Regions from separate parts of the Homo sapiens genome. Here regions 1 and 3 are each linked to region 2. The links are chromatin contacts, found by Hi-C or POLR2A ChIA-PET in ENCODE. All regions are on one chromosome and are shown on one strand. The core of a region is the stretch at or near the end of the contact, and the rest is flanking DNA. Distances in the headings are between cores, read along the strand shown. Region 1 overlaps ARHGAP42 (Rho GTPase activating protein 42). Region 2 has its middle 53 kb from the start of ARHGAP42. Region 3 overlaps ARHGAP42 (Rho GTPase activating protein 42).

Region 1 (4,322 bases), core at 1,135-3,634, 200 kb before region 2:
TAAATTGGCTTCCTTCCAATTCATATCCTGTACTATGCAGTGCCCAAGAGGGTGCCACATCTGGTCAAGCAAAGTGTGTCAAGATAGCAGTAACTTAGGAGGGAGAGGGAACTTAACTAATAATATAATCAATATCCTGTGAAAAATAATAAACTGAAGAGTTTAGCTTCAATGTTCTGTAAGTTTGTCTGACATTTTGGTAAACACACTCTTAACTGAGCTTTCCAGTCAAAAAAGAATTCCTGACCTTCATATGTGACAAAATCCTGAAATACTTTGTTCATACATCGTGTTAGGAAGACTTTTAGATTTGTGTATAAGTTAGGAAGCTTTTGATCTCAAGGAGTAGAAAATCCTATTTGAATTGTTTTAAATAAAACAAATACATCAGTTTATATAACTGGAGAAACAAGGGTAAGAGAAGCTTCAGGTCTGGCTAATCCAGAAACTTAGAGAGATCATCAGAGATCCAGATTCTTTGCATGTCTCTGCTCTGCTGCCTAGAATATCAGCTACATCCCGTGGCTTGCTGTAGGACAGCAGTCAGGAAACTATGCCCATCCTCGTTCAGTTCTGCAGAGTAAAGAAAAAGCCTATCCCCACACAATAAGCCTGAATCCTTGTCATCTGCCCAATATGTCAGCTAAAGTCATGTGCCTAACTGGGATGCCATTGCTCAACAGCCTGGCGTGGGCTCACAAAGCCATCTCTGGCAAGAGAGGCCAGATTATCTGATAGACATAGAGCCACTGAGCCAATCATCCAGCACACACGTGCTGCACAAGGGGAAACAGACCCAGTGGATTCAAGAGACCAACCTGCCAGTCCACAAAAATTCGTTATTTACTAAAGTCCTATTTGATCAATTAGAAAAAAATGAATTCCTCCATTTCCAAGTGGATTTTGTTCTGAAGTTCCTGTCCCTCACCTTGCCCCGTTAGCTTTTATCTTGAAGTATGAATAGGGCATAGGAGGCATAGAATGCATTTTCCCAGTGAAGAAATATATTTGCCATGTGCCCAAATTAACTCTTGGTATATTTAAACCATTTATAGTGGAAGTATTTAAGCTGGGAATGCACTTTTCCCTCCTTTCCCAGTAAACCAGAAAAAGTAGAAACCTATCTACAGACCACCATGCCCTGGCAGAGGCAAGGAATTCCCCACAAGCAACCCCCAGCAAGAGCAGCAAAAATACTAAGAATAAAATCTTCTACAGTAGCAGTAGCTTGGATGGCAGGAATGTGAGCTTCCCTATACAAAGGCCATCTGTGCTTACAGAACACTGGTGAGTCACTAACATAAACGTGTTTCATCGGATATTTTCTTGACTCCTCTCAAAAAAGAACACCCTATTAACTAATTTTTTTAGTACAATGTTATAATATCCTAACGATGTGGATGACTCCTTTTAAGTCAGTTCCGTGTTTTTCTTAGTAAAATTTTACTTTTATTCATTCTCTTGAACAGTTTTGTTCCCTTCAGGAACTCAGAAATACCCAGTATAATGAAAACCTTGTTTAATAACCTAATGATGATGTTTATGAGGATACTGATGACAGTAAACTGAGCTACCCTTTACAAGGTCCACTCCTCTGTATAATCATCACAACAGCTGGCTGGAGTAGGTGTTACTGGCCCCCGTTCACACACATGGAAATTCAGGCTCCAGGCACTTTGGTAATATGCCCAAGCTCACGTGATTAGAACATAGTGGAAACAGGATTCCAGCACAGCAGATATGAATCCAAAAATCCAAGCACAGAAAATTTCAACTAATATAACTTGCAAATACTTGATTAAATTGAGTCAAATTATCTTACTTTTTTTTCAACTTTGACCCCTTCCCATCTTTCCCTCACCCCGTACATTACTCACGGTATTTTAAGAAGGGAAGAAAAATTATATCCCAAGAAAAATGTTGCCCTCTGCCTTCTTCTCTCTGGCTCTGAAATAGTAACCGTGGTGCCCACCAAGGTTTCTCAAAGCAGGCTATTGACCTTGCCCGAGCTGACAAATTGTTCACCTGTACTCCATCTCCCAACAATGCCAGATGACGGCTCACTCTATGATATTATTATTATAGTTGGCACTAAACCAAATAGATAATTGATTCATTCTCTGTTCACCAAAAGCTGAAATCCTACCCCAGCAACAATCTGACAAGAATATTGGCATCACAGATGAGTTGAGACGTTATTTTCTAGATCAGGGCTTCTCAGACTTTAATGCACACAAGAAACACCTGAGGATCTTGTGACACTGCAGCTTCTTGTTCAGTAGGTCCGCAGCAAGCCTGACATCATGCATATCTAACAAGCACTCAGGCGAGGCTGACGCTGCGGCTCCACAGTCTACACTCAGAAGCAATCATTCTGTTCTCAGCAGAACTCACTAAGAACAAGAAGGAAAGCGCGTGCTCTCCATATTACAGCAGCCACCAAACCACTCAAATTACAGTCACAGGTTGCCAATATGAATCTTAAGTAGCATGGTATCCTTTTCCAAACTGCTACTATGAAATTGGTATTTTTACTTACTGAGGCAATTTGTTGCTGCCTCACAGATAGTGTCTTCCAAAGAGCATTCAGTATAAGTCTCGTCAAGCTTGGGAAATATATTCCTCCTGGTGAGACACACGCATGTGTAATATTGAAAATTGAGATATATTCTAGTATAAAAATAAAAGTTACTAAACCAAGGAGTTTTCAAAGTAATCTGACCATGGAAGAAGATTTTAACTTCTGAGCCCTTACTAACATCCTATTAATATTGCTTTTATTGTTATTCTACTGTCCTACAGAACACATATTTGAAAGATACAAACACACCTTTGGAGAATCCAAAGTATGTAGCTTTGATCAGAATTTTGTCCTTGCTAATGCTGCAAAAGTATGAACTCTAGGACTTAGTCTTATCATCACAAAGTAATTGTAAACATCTTAAATGAATGGATGAATTTTGTTAAAAATAAACTTCAGAGTAAAGAACTAGCCGATTTTGCTCATGTGATTTATAATCAAGGAATACCTGGGTAATTAGAAGATTTTAGAAACAATTTATAATAATCACCAATCAGACAACAAGGGGGAAAATAACATACAACCGTAAACAGATAAAGGAATCATTAACCATTGGAAAATGCCAAAATTGAAGTTTATTATATGCATGCACAATATGAAAAAGGGTAATTTCTATCACTGAACAATATGGCAGTCACTGGCCACCCTAGGGGGCAGAGGAGGAGTCACTGAGGAGGAGCTGTCTGTATCATAGTAAAGTGGGTAATGCCTTTGAAGCTAAGAAGATTCTTTGCATGCCCTGGTCAGCACTACTAGAGCTGCCAGTGTGTCCAGTTAAAATACATCTCCAACCCAGTTTGTAACTATGACTGGTCCTGTGATAGCAGAATTAACCTGGTGAGGTTCTTGAAAGTCTTGAAAGTCTTTTTTTTTTTTTTGAAGACAGGGTCTTGCTCTCTCACCCAGGCTGGAGTGCAGTGGCATGATCCTAGCTCGCTGCAGCCTCAAACACCTGTGCTCAAGTGATCCTCCCGCCTTGGCCTCCCAAAGTGCTGTGATTACAGGCGGAAGCCACCATGCTTTTTTTCCCCAAGCCACCATTCTTCCTGCCTGAAACATGAACCTGATGCCAGAAAGTGCCAACTGCCACAAAGCTATGCTTGTGGTGTGACAAGCATGAGGATAAGGGCCACAGACTAAGGATGGCAGGAAAGGAGAGCAAAGGAGCCTGCACTCCTGGAGGCATCACCTTGGCTGCCTATTTCCAGATTCCTCTTTGCATAAGGCCCATAAACTCATTAATGATTTAAGCCACTATTGTGTTTTGTATTACTTGCAGCCAAACGTGCAAAATTACTTTGCTTGCTGTAATATTCACTAGTTGTGCATCCTGGGCATGTGGCAACTGTTGGGCCTCACTTTACACATCTACAAAATGGTAAGGTAGGCCGAGCATGGTGGCTTCCGCCTGTAATCACAGCACTTTGGGAGGCCAAGGCGGGAGGATCACTTGAGCACAGGTGTTTGAGGCTGCAGCGAGCTAGGATCATGCCACTGCACTCCAGCCTGGGTGAGAGAGCAAGACCCTGTCTCCAAAAAAAAAAAAAAGACAAACAGAAAAGCAGTATCTTTCAACAATTAATAGTAGGTAGGCCCTTTCCCCCTTAAAGTCATGTATGTTGAATCTGAGAGTTCTGCAGGTCTGTCTAGGCAGCTCTGATACCCTGATGCATGCCTATTTATAATGGTTCCTCATACCTTGCTCAGGTTGAAACCACCACCAGGGGTCCACACATATTTG
Region 2 (4,385 bases), core at 1,821-4,320:
GGCATGAGCTACCATGCCCGGCCTGCTTAAGGACTTTTACTAAGTTTACTAGATCAAATGAGTAAATAAATATCCATGCTATTTTTCTCTTGTAAAGAAGCTTAGGACAAAAATGTTAAGACCTTCAGCAGATTTTCTGGACTGTTAAAGGGCAGAGGTCCATAGTTCAGCAGGGCTCTTAATTACAGGGTCCCTGGATTTGCAAAGGTAGACCCTGAGACAGGAGATAGTGGTTGTGGTGGCAGGGAGGGGTTAGAGAGTCACATTGCTTTGCTTTTGGTGGCCAAATTGAGTATGAGGGGAGGAGCCTGTCTGCAAGAGTCCAGGATAAGGGAGAAATCAACGACTTTTAAGATGAGTGGGATCTGAGCAGTATTATGACATAAAATACAAACCTAGTGATGTCAGCTATAGATATAAACACCATGTATTAATGATGTGTGCTTGTGAATGAAGGAAAAGGTCTCAGTTCTATGGCTGGATTGGTGCTGTTGAATGCTGGGTCCCCACATATCACTAACACAACCTTTTAATAAGACATGATGTATCACTTACCTCGGTGAGGGAGCCCACCACCTCAATAGAACTTTGGTACTATCTTGGAGTGGGGAAAGCCAGATCAGAATTAATTGAGAGTTGAAAGTTTGGTTCAGTGTGAGGTATGCACAGGACAATGAAAATATCTATAAATTGAACTAATTCAACCTAAGTGGGACCTCAGGGCTAGAAGTTACTAGGAAACACGTAAGCCACCCTCAGAACTCTGGAAGGACTGGAAGAAACATAGGGTTGAGCATATGGTATGGAATTTAAGTCATTTAATCTTCAGCCGTCAGCAATAAGTCTTTCACTTTGCCACTGGCAAAGGTCAACAATGACTCGGCAATTTTTACCCCCACTGGGCTCTTTTCAGGGGTCCTCTGATTGCTACCCTTATTGCTGTTGCTCTGGCAGTCTTAGGAGACCCTCCACTCTCACCTGAATTCCTGATGCAGTTGTTACTTGGTGACCCTTGGCCCTTACTTTTCTCTCCAGCCTCCTCAGTTGGTGAGCTCTGTTCCTTGACATTGTGTTTCAGCTGCAAAGAACACCTCCAGACCCTCTGCTTGGAAAGTGCCCTTCTAGACCTTCCTCATGCCTGGCTGATGACACTGAGCAGTCAGCACTCTGCTTGGGTGTTCCTTCTCTGACACCTTTCCTGACACATGCAAGTGAAATCAGGGTGATACTGAAAATAGTAAATACAACAACTAGTACAGCATAGGCATTAGCCGATCAGAACACACACGAGGATGAAGCAACCTGATGTTCAATGTAACACGTTAGTTCTGAGTAGATTTGACCATCCTTGAGTGATGTGGCCACTGGTGCCAGCACACAATTTCTTGCACTTGCCTGTACCCAAGACCATCTTTCTCTGAGAGTGTAAGCCTCATGAGAGCATGGACCATATTTATTCATCTCTTTATCTCTAAAATGTAGACATAATATAGGCATACCGTTTCTTAACACTTATTAATATTAAATGTAAGAAATCTCAGAAAGAGCTGTTAGCAGGCTTGGCAGAAATAAAAATAGAGGAGGATATTTAAACATTTTACCAGCTAAGGAAACTGAGTATGACAGAGGTTAAGTAATTTGCCTATATTCCCACAGCTAGTATGTAGATTCAGAACCCAGAGTGCTTATCTCACTTTTGGGTCTTGGAGTCTCCATCCACTCTTGCATTGGGTGGAGTTAAGGGAGTGTGGCTGGGAGGAGTATGGGTTGCCACTGTCTCCTGTCCCCAACACACCGTGGCATTTTGACTAAATAATCTGGATCCTTCACTTACAGGTTCAGCCCACTCATTTCATCCTTTGTTCATTGTTCTTTCATTCCTTTGTCCATTGTTCTTTCATTCCTTCATCCCTCCTATCTTTTCTTTTTTCAATTCTTAACTGTTGTTTGAAACAAATTTACATAAAATAATGCTTGGAGATATGTTAAAGAAAAAAGTGAATGTAGGAATTCAAACAAATACTTAGGCACCAGTGTTCATAGCATTATTCACAGTAGCTAAAAGCTGGAAATAACCCAAATGTGTATCAACAGATGAATAAACAAAATGTATACATTCAATGGAATGTTATTCAGCCATAAAAGGCATGAAATTCTGATGTATACTACAATATGGATGATCCCCGAAAACATTATGCTAAGAGAAAGAAACCAAACACAAAGGGACAAATACTGTATAATTCCACTTACATGAGGTGCCTAGAATAGGCAAATTCACAGAGACAGAAGTAAATAGACGTTACCAAGAACTGGGGAAAGGCAGGTGTGGAGAGTTATTTAATGGGTGCAGTATAGAGCTTCTGTTTAGTTTGATGAAAAAGTTCTGGAAACAGATAGTGGTGATGATTGCATAGGAATATGAATGTATTTCACACCACTGAATCGTACTTAAAATGGTAAATTCTATGTTGTGTATATTTGGCCACAATTAAAATATAGTACTATAAGGCATATAATAAAACTAGCAGCCTCCCTGCAAACATCTTCTAGTTTCACTCTCTAGAGGTAACTAATTTTTGTTCTGTTTCCTTCTGGTATTCATCTTTGTATTTCTAAGTATTTTTATTTCGAATTCTTGATCACTCTTTGACAATATCTAATTATTTTCTGTTACTAAAAACAAGCACTTGGCTCCTCCTCTCCCCATTTCTGAGCCCCGTCCTCTCAATATTGTTTCTCTGTGTTTCTTTTTTCCGGTGTGATTTGGCCATTCTTCTTATGTTGGAACTTAAATTCTGCTGTTCAAGGACCAGTGTCACATGTTCTTGAGGTGACAGTCAGCCCCAGGTGCCCACTAAGTGGATGTGGCCCAGGCTACTTTGTTTTCTACTGGGTACATTTGTCCCTGGTTGGAATGCAACACTGCCCTAAATATCAACACACTTATCCGGGGCCCTGGCAGAATGCCAAGCTCAGAGAAATTCTCCGTCTTTCATAGCTAGACTCTAATGTGTGTATTTCCAACTGCTGGTTCTGGCTGGAGTCCTGCTTCCAACAGACTGATCTCTGAAACTCTCATGCTGCAGCCATGTGACTTCAATTGGTCTCACTACCTCGCCTGCTGCTGCAGTCTCCTCCCTGGAATGAGTCCTCACGGATATGGACAGTAGATAGAATCAAGGACAAGTTCACCATGTCTCTTTGTACTCTGTAATTAGGTTTATTGCTTTTCCAGCCTTCACTTCCCTAGTGCTTTCTGCCTTTCCTTTGGACTATGACACTGAAGTTCCAAAATAGCTCATCGCCAAGCCTTCCAATGTTTATGACAGAGAAACCTTTGGAACCAAGCCAAAATAAAGCAAAACAAAACAAAACAAAACTCCATCTTTTTCCAGAGATCCAAAGGGCAAAACTGAGAACTTGGATGAGGCTTGGGAGAGAAAATCATACATTCTCAAGAAAACACCGTGCCCTGAAGGTTAGGCTCTTGGAGGAAGTAGTTGACCAGAGCAGGACAAAATTATGTGCTAGCTAGAAGAAAAAGTGGGCAAAAATTCTGGATTTGAATCCTTGTCCTAAACTCTTTGGACTTCAGTTTTTTCCTCTGTAAAATAGTGATAATAATAACGTCCACTATACTTTTCTCACAGGGTTACTATAAAGAGCAAATGAAATAATATATGTGAAAGTATAGTAGCAGATGTGAATCTCAGTCCCAAATGTCAGGGGGCAAAGAAATACAACTTCATTTATTCATTGCAAGCTCCATTCTCTCCAATAGCAAAAACTTAATCTTAGTCACTTTAGAGTTCTTCTTCCTCCATTCCTTTGGTTGTACCTGAGTTCTTTGGAACTTATGTAATGAAATGCTTTCGGTATCTGGCTTGTTTGGTTCACTTCACAAATATCTGAAGACCTATTATGTGCAAGGCACTTAAACAAAAGATTTGCTCTTTTTCACAAGGAAGTATAGAATCCAGAGCTTTGCTCCTCTTTTTTGACTATACCTTAAATCCTTTAAGGCTCATCAAGACATCCAATTTCCTCTTGTAGAAAATTTCCCATGTTTTATCTTGCAGGCTATGCACTTCATAAGTATTTACTTCATACATAAAATGGGATGTGAATGGGGATTCAGACTTGTTCACTTCCTACTTTTATCGCTCATATGTGGTCAATCTGTTTGAGACCCATTTTATTTTTTAATGATCATTATGCCCCTTATGCATCTCAACAGAGGTGCAATCTTTTGGTATATATGGGAGAATTTCACAAATATATTTGTGATTTGTTAAGGCTGCCGTTATAAAGAAAGGAATATACATTAACAAATAAAGTTATACAGAAGCACGATTTCCAGGCAGTGCTCAAATTTTAGCAGTTTC
Region 3 (4,389 bases), core at 1,123-3,622, 160 kb before region 2:
CTCCTACCTCAAGAGCAAATCGTGAAGTTGTCTTAAATCAGATTTTGGTTACAAGTAAGAAAACAAGCTCTCATTTTGCTATTCTACTTTTTTGTTTAAAAATTTATGATACTGTTTTCTATTTTACTTGAATGGTTTTCTGGTCTGTTTCCCATATGAACACTATTTATAGATTTAGTAAGATAATAGTTGATTATAATGGCAATGTCTGAGAAGAAAAATTTTAACATGCAAAAGCAATTGCATGTCTGGTTCTCCACAACAAAAACTCCTCTCCCTCCAGGAGTTTTCTGAGACTGGCCCCAATCTGACAACAAATTTTCTTCCCTCTTTTTTTTTTTGTTGATTTTTCAGGGAAAGGACTTCAAAAAATTACGACTGGGTGTCTTTAAATTTTGTAGTCTCAGTTCCAGAAAAGGACATATTTCTTGGTACAATGAAGACACTCATGTTTGTCATTTGTTCTATTAAAAAAAAAAGTTGAGGACATTAAATATTCATTTTATGAGTTAGTAACAGTGGCCTAACTTTTTAAGCCCATATCTGAAATTTTCCTCTAAATCCTTTCATTTATAATAATATCAAAGTATTGTGTTAATAGTTTTCTAGGCTTAACATAACACAGATCTTTCTGTGCTTTCTTAAACAGGAATTTACAATACCATAGAGCAGGTACAAGAATGTAAGGTATTATCATGTAAATTGCATTTTAAGAGAACAGGCTGATGGGGATCTCCAGTCACTTCCCTGCCTGGCCCATCCACAAAGTCTAACAGAAACCTCTGACACAAGCCAGGCAGATCCAAACTGCCTAGTGTGCCCCAGCAGCTCCCTAGACATGAGAGGCCAGGGTTAGAACTTCTGGTACACAGGACCCAAAAATGCCCTAAGAGACCATGAAAACTGTGGAGTCTATTCTACACCAGACTTTGGACAAAAAGCATACACAAAATAACTACCCCCAGCACCCATCACTGTGCTTTATACAGAATAGTTATTGAGTTTGTGTGAATGTTTGAGCCACTTATTCTCAGACTTTCCTTAAGCAAAATCTGGAAGTTACATGCACATTTCTAATACTCAATTATCAGCAATAATTTGTAATACCTCGTATTTTATTTATCAATATTATTATTTACATGAATAACAACTACTTTATTATCTGGTTTTGGGGATCCAGACTAACATGTAACACAACAGCTGGTCCTAAAATTACAGATTTTAACCATAACAATATTTTTTATGACAAGAACTTGGTTTAGTCAGAGATATATTCCAAAACCAATACTTAATACACAGTAGACTGAAAATAGATGACCATTGAATGCATTTGGGAGTTTAACAATACATTTCCACAATCTATTTGCTCTACAAGGAGAAACATACCAACTCTTATTCTAGGATTCATGAAATATTATGAAAAGATAGGCCGGACACTTTGGGAAATTATGTTAGCTATCTAAATTCCTGCCACCTGCATGAAACTTTCCTGACTATATTCAGTAGTAATCTCTCTCCCTTCCTGTCCAACTGGAGCATGAGATTACTAAAGAACAATCAAAATATAGTTTCATATATAAATTTTAACTTTCTAACAAATTATTGAGTTTAAGAACATTACCATTGGTTTCCTTTTATCTCTACAACATAATATTGGAAAAACACTTTCAGAACAAAAAAAAAAACTATTACTGAAGTCTATTTATGACAGGTGCTGAGAGTATAAACGTTCACAAACATAATAGTTGAATCATACCTAGACAGTGAGGAAGTATGATGACAGCTTCTATATTTGCCAATATCATAAATTCTGAAACATTCCTAAACTGTCTAAAATACCTATTTTGTAGATTAATCTTTTTAGCACGCTTAAATTCACACTACTATTTTTGCCTGGAAGACCTGTTTAATGTCTAAAAGTAGAATGAGAGAAAATGTTAAAAATTGCTGTGTTCATTGTTGACATAACTCCACTATCTTAAATACTAGGTAATATACCATCAAATGTTTCAACAATTGATCAGTTTGGGCTTTACATATTTTAAAACTACGATGAGAATTGGGAAAGCATGTCTCTCTTGCATCCAATTAACATTTATATCATAATCAGACAATGCTGTGTTAAAAATTTCTTCCAGAAGTCTTTCCTTAAACTTAAATAACGTAAAACACACACCCCAAAAAAAGTACAGATCATAAATTCAGTGACATATACAATAATGTCAACAGCATGCTATATCACTTTATTAGACTGCCCAAATCCCTTATGACCTTCTGTAAGGGAGATGGCTGCACTTTAGTCAGGAATAGGCCAAGGCGGCCTTCCAGTGCAGCATGACTCAGCAGATTTGGAGCACAGGCACACAACTCTGTACGTTATGTAACCATGCAAGACGCATTAGGTGATCACTCACGTGAGCACATGCTTGGTTTGGAGCCACTACTGTCTGTAAAAGGTATAATTACCCTGCTAATGCTCACGCCAAGACTCATGCCCATGGCTTGACTGCACCCATGGCTTGCTTGCACCCACAGCTCACTCATGCCCAGAGAGAGAGTAAAGCCATATCAAAACTGTCTACGATCTTGCAAGCATTTTTTCCAGCTACCTGCCACTCATCCACCCACTCCCCTCGGTCCTCAGCTTAGGCTGGAACCTGACACTTGGCATAACACCCTCAGATATGCTACAATGGAGAACTGCGTCAGCAGTAAGAATTTAGATGTTGTTATATCTCTAGGAAAACTTAAAAATCTATAGAAGTCTATAAAAGCCAGATTGAACCAATGCAATTACATTTTATAAGTCCAGATGATGCCCCAACAATAACCTTACTTTTCCATTTGGATGACAGTGTAGGCTCTGTAAAGCCCTTTCTTAGTATCCTTCTTAACTGACATTTCATACAGAGTAGGAAACAAGTAGTAAAACATTACCACTTAAATCGGATATAAGCCAGAGCAGATGACTTGGTCATATGCTTCTAGACCTGGCCACACCAAGAAAAATAAGAGCAGGATAAACATACATAGCCAAGTGATACCCAGCATTATACTACAAAAGCATGCAATAATCTAAGGACCATCACATCAGTAGTTTATGCTTGGAACTTCCACTGAGAGAGTCTTAATTTTTTGAACACTTAAAAAATCAAAGGTAGCATACTGACTGCTGTATCCAATGGTAAATTTTAAGAACAATTTAATCCATAACCAAAATAAGAAGCACAATCAGTTTGTGGTATACCTAAACAATAAATACCATGTCAGCAAAACAGGGTGAGTTTTATTAAAAGTGACACCAACTCTCCCACCAGATACTTGGTGTCTTTGGTAGCAATTAATACCCTCACTGATAGGCCATCCACTCTGCAATATTGGTTTTATCTGCAACCACAAATTCTAGTTATTATTTTCTAGGAGCCACAACATCAAATAAGATTTTTCCACTCCATTTCTGGCTTCAAGCTCCACGGATGCTCACTTGCAAAGTCAATAAATTGCTTCCTATTAAATAAATCAACAGAAAAAAAAGTCACAGCCCTACTGACGAATACTGGCATGTCACTGTAAATACGACCTAGTACTTGGAGGCATACATCCTTCTGATACTTCACAGCCCCTTGTAATCTAAAGGCTCACATGAAAAACACATGGAAATTTAGTTATCATTGAGGTATCTAAGTCTGGTTCTCCACAATGTCCTCCTTGTGGTCAGATTTTGCTTTTTAATTGCCAAACACAAATCAAAAACAGAGTCATCTTGAGAACACGCTCTGAAATCTTGCATTTAAATTATTTAATTATATCCTATCGCCAAGGAATCCCAATGAAGCCATGCAATCAGATGAGTTAAGTTTAGGCAAATATGAGACATACCAAGTTGGAGGAGCTTACTAGACATTATTTGAGTAATTACAAAGTTGTTTAATATCATAGCATAGTTCCTAATTAAGTATTAGGAAATAAGAAATGCACAGTCCACAAAAGAAAATGATAATAAAACTAGACTTTTATCAAGTTGAGAAGATACTCTGCATAGGGTTAGGGGCATCTCTGCCTCAGCACTTATCTATCTTGTCTATATTACAAGCACCTATGATGAATTTGGTCCTTCCAGCAATCAAACACCAATCCAGACTCTTCACAAGGCACATGTAAAGAATTCCTACTTTGGAATCCATTGGCTTACCATTGAGGGATTTCTTTATGCTTTCCCTTGTTCCTGTTTATCCTTTAACCATACTACCCAGACTCTTGGCAGGGGTTATGACCCATAGTCTAGCCTCCTTTTAAATTCTCACTCAGCCCCTGTTCCCAGTGCCTCCCTCCACGCCTGGGTTCTTGATATTGCACAGGTACCCAGGCACCAATCTGTGCTATACTTTA

The links. A loop is a pair of places that touch in the nucleus more often than their neighbours do. ChIA-PET counts read pairs that join two places held with the same protein, here RNA polymerase II (POLR2A). Pooled maps may share reads with other maps.
Region 1: a loop to region 2 is called in a pooled map, with 2.0 times the contacts of the local background. The contact joins two enhancer-like sites. A Hi-C loop is called at or near these places in 2 of 37 single-sample maps with no recorded cell type and 3 of 50 pooled maps. POLR2A ChIA-PET finds 5 or more read pairs at or near these places in 1 of 52 experiments (OCI-LY7).
Region 3: a loop to region 2 is called in a pooled map, with 2.0 times the contacts of the local background. The contact joins two enhancer-like sites. A Hi-C loop is called at or near these places in 2 of 50 pooled maps. POLR2A ChIA-PET finds 5 or more read pairs at or near these places in 3 of 52 experiments (GM12878, HEK293 and activated T-cell).

The regions. Positions count from the first base shown.
Region 1 is chr11:100,828,498-100,832,819 of GRCh38, reverse strand. The region is part of intron 3 of ARHGAP42 (Rho GTPase activating protein 42); the gene reads right to left. Among named protein-coding and RNA genes, the nearest start is that of SNORD13I, 100 kb to the left of the region's middle. RefSeq lists enhancers at 3,053-3,776, 3,777-4,322. Within about 2 kb of position 2,384, at least 5 of the 41 ENCODE cell types and tissues checked have a DNase peak (open chromatin) inside an H3K27ac peak, as active enhancers do.
Region 2 is chr11:100,631,901-100,636,285 of GRCh38, reverse strand. No RefSeq gene overlaps it. Among named protein-coding and RNA genes, the nearest start is that of ARHGAP42, 53 kb to the left of the region's middle. Within about 2 kb of position 3,070, at least 17 of the 41 ENCODE cell types and tissues checked have a DNase peak (open chromatin) inside an H3K27ac peak, as active enhancers do.
Region 3 is chr11:100,787,639-100,792,027 of GRCh38, reverse strand. The region is part of intron 2 of ARHGAP42 (Rho GTPase activating protein 42); the gene reads right to left. Among named protein-coding and RNA genes, the nearest start is that of ARHGAP42-AS1, 100 kb to the right of the region's middle. Within about 2 kb of position 2,372, at least 5 of the 41 ENCODE cell types and tissues checked have a DNase peak (open chromatin) inside an H3K27ac peak, as active enhancers do.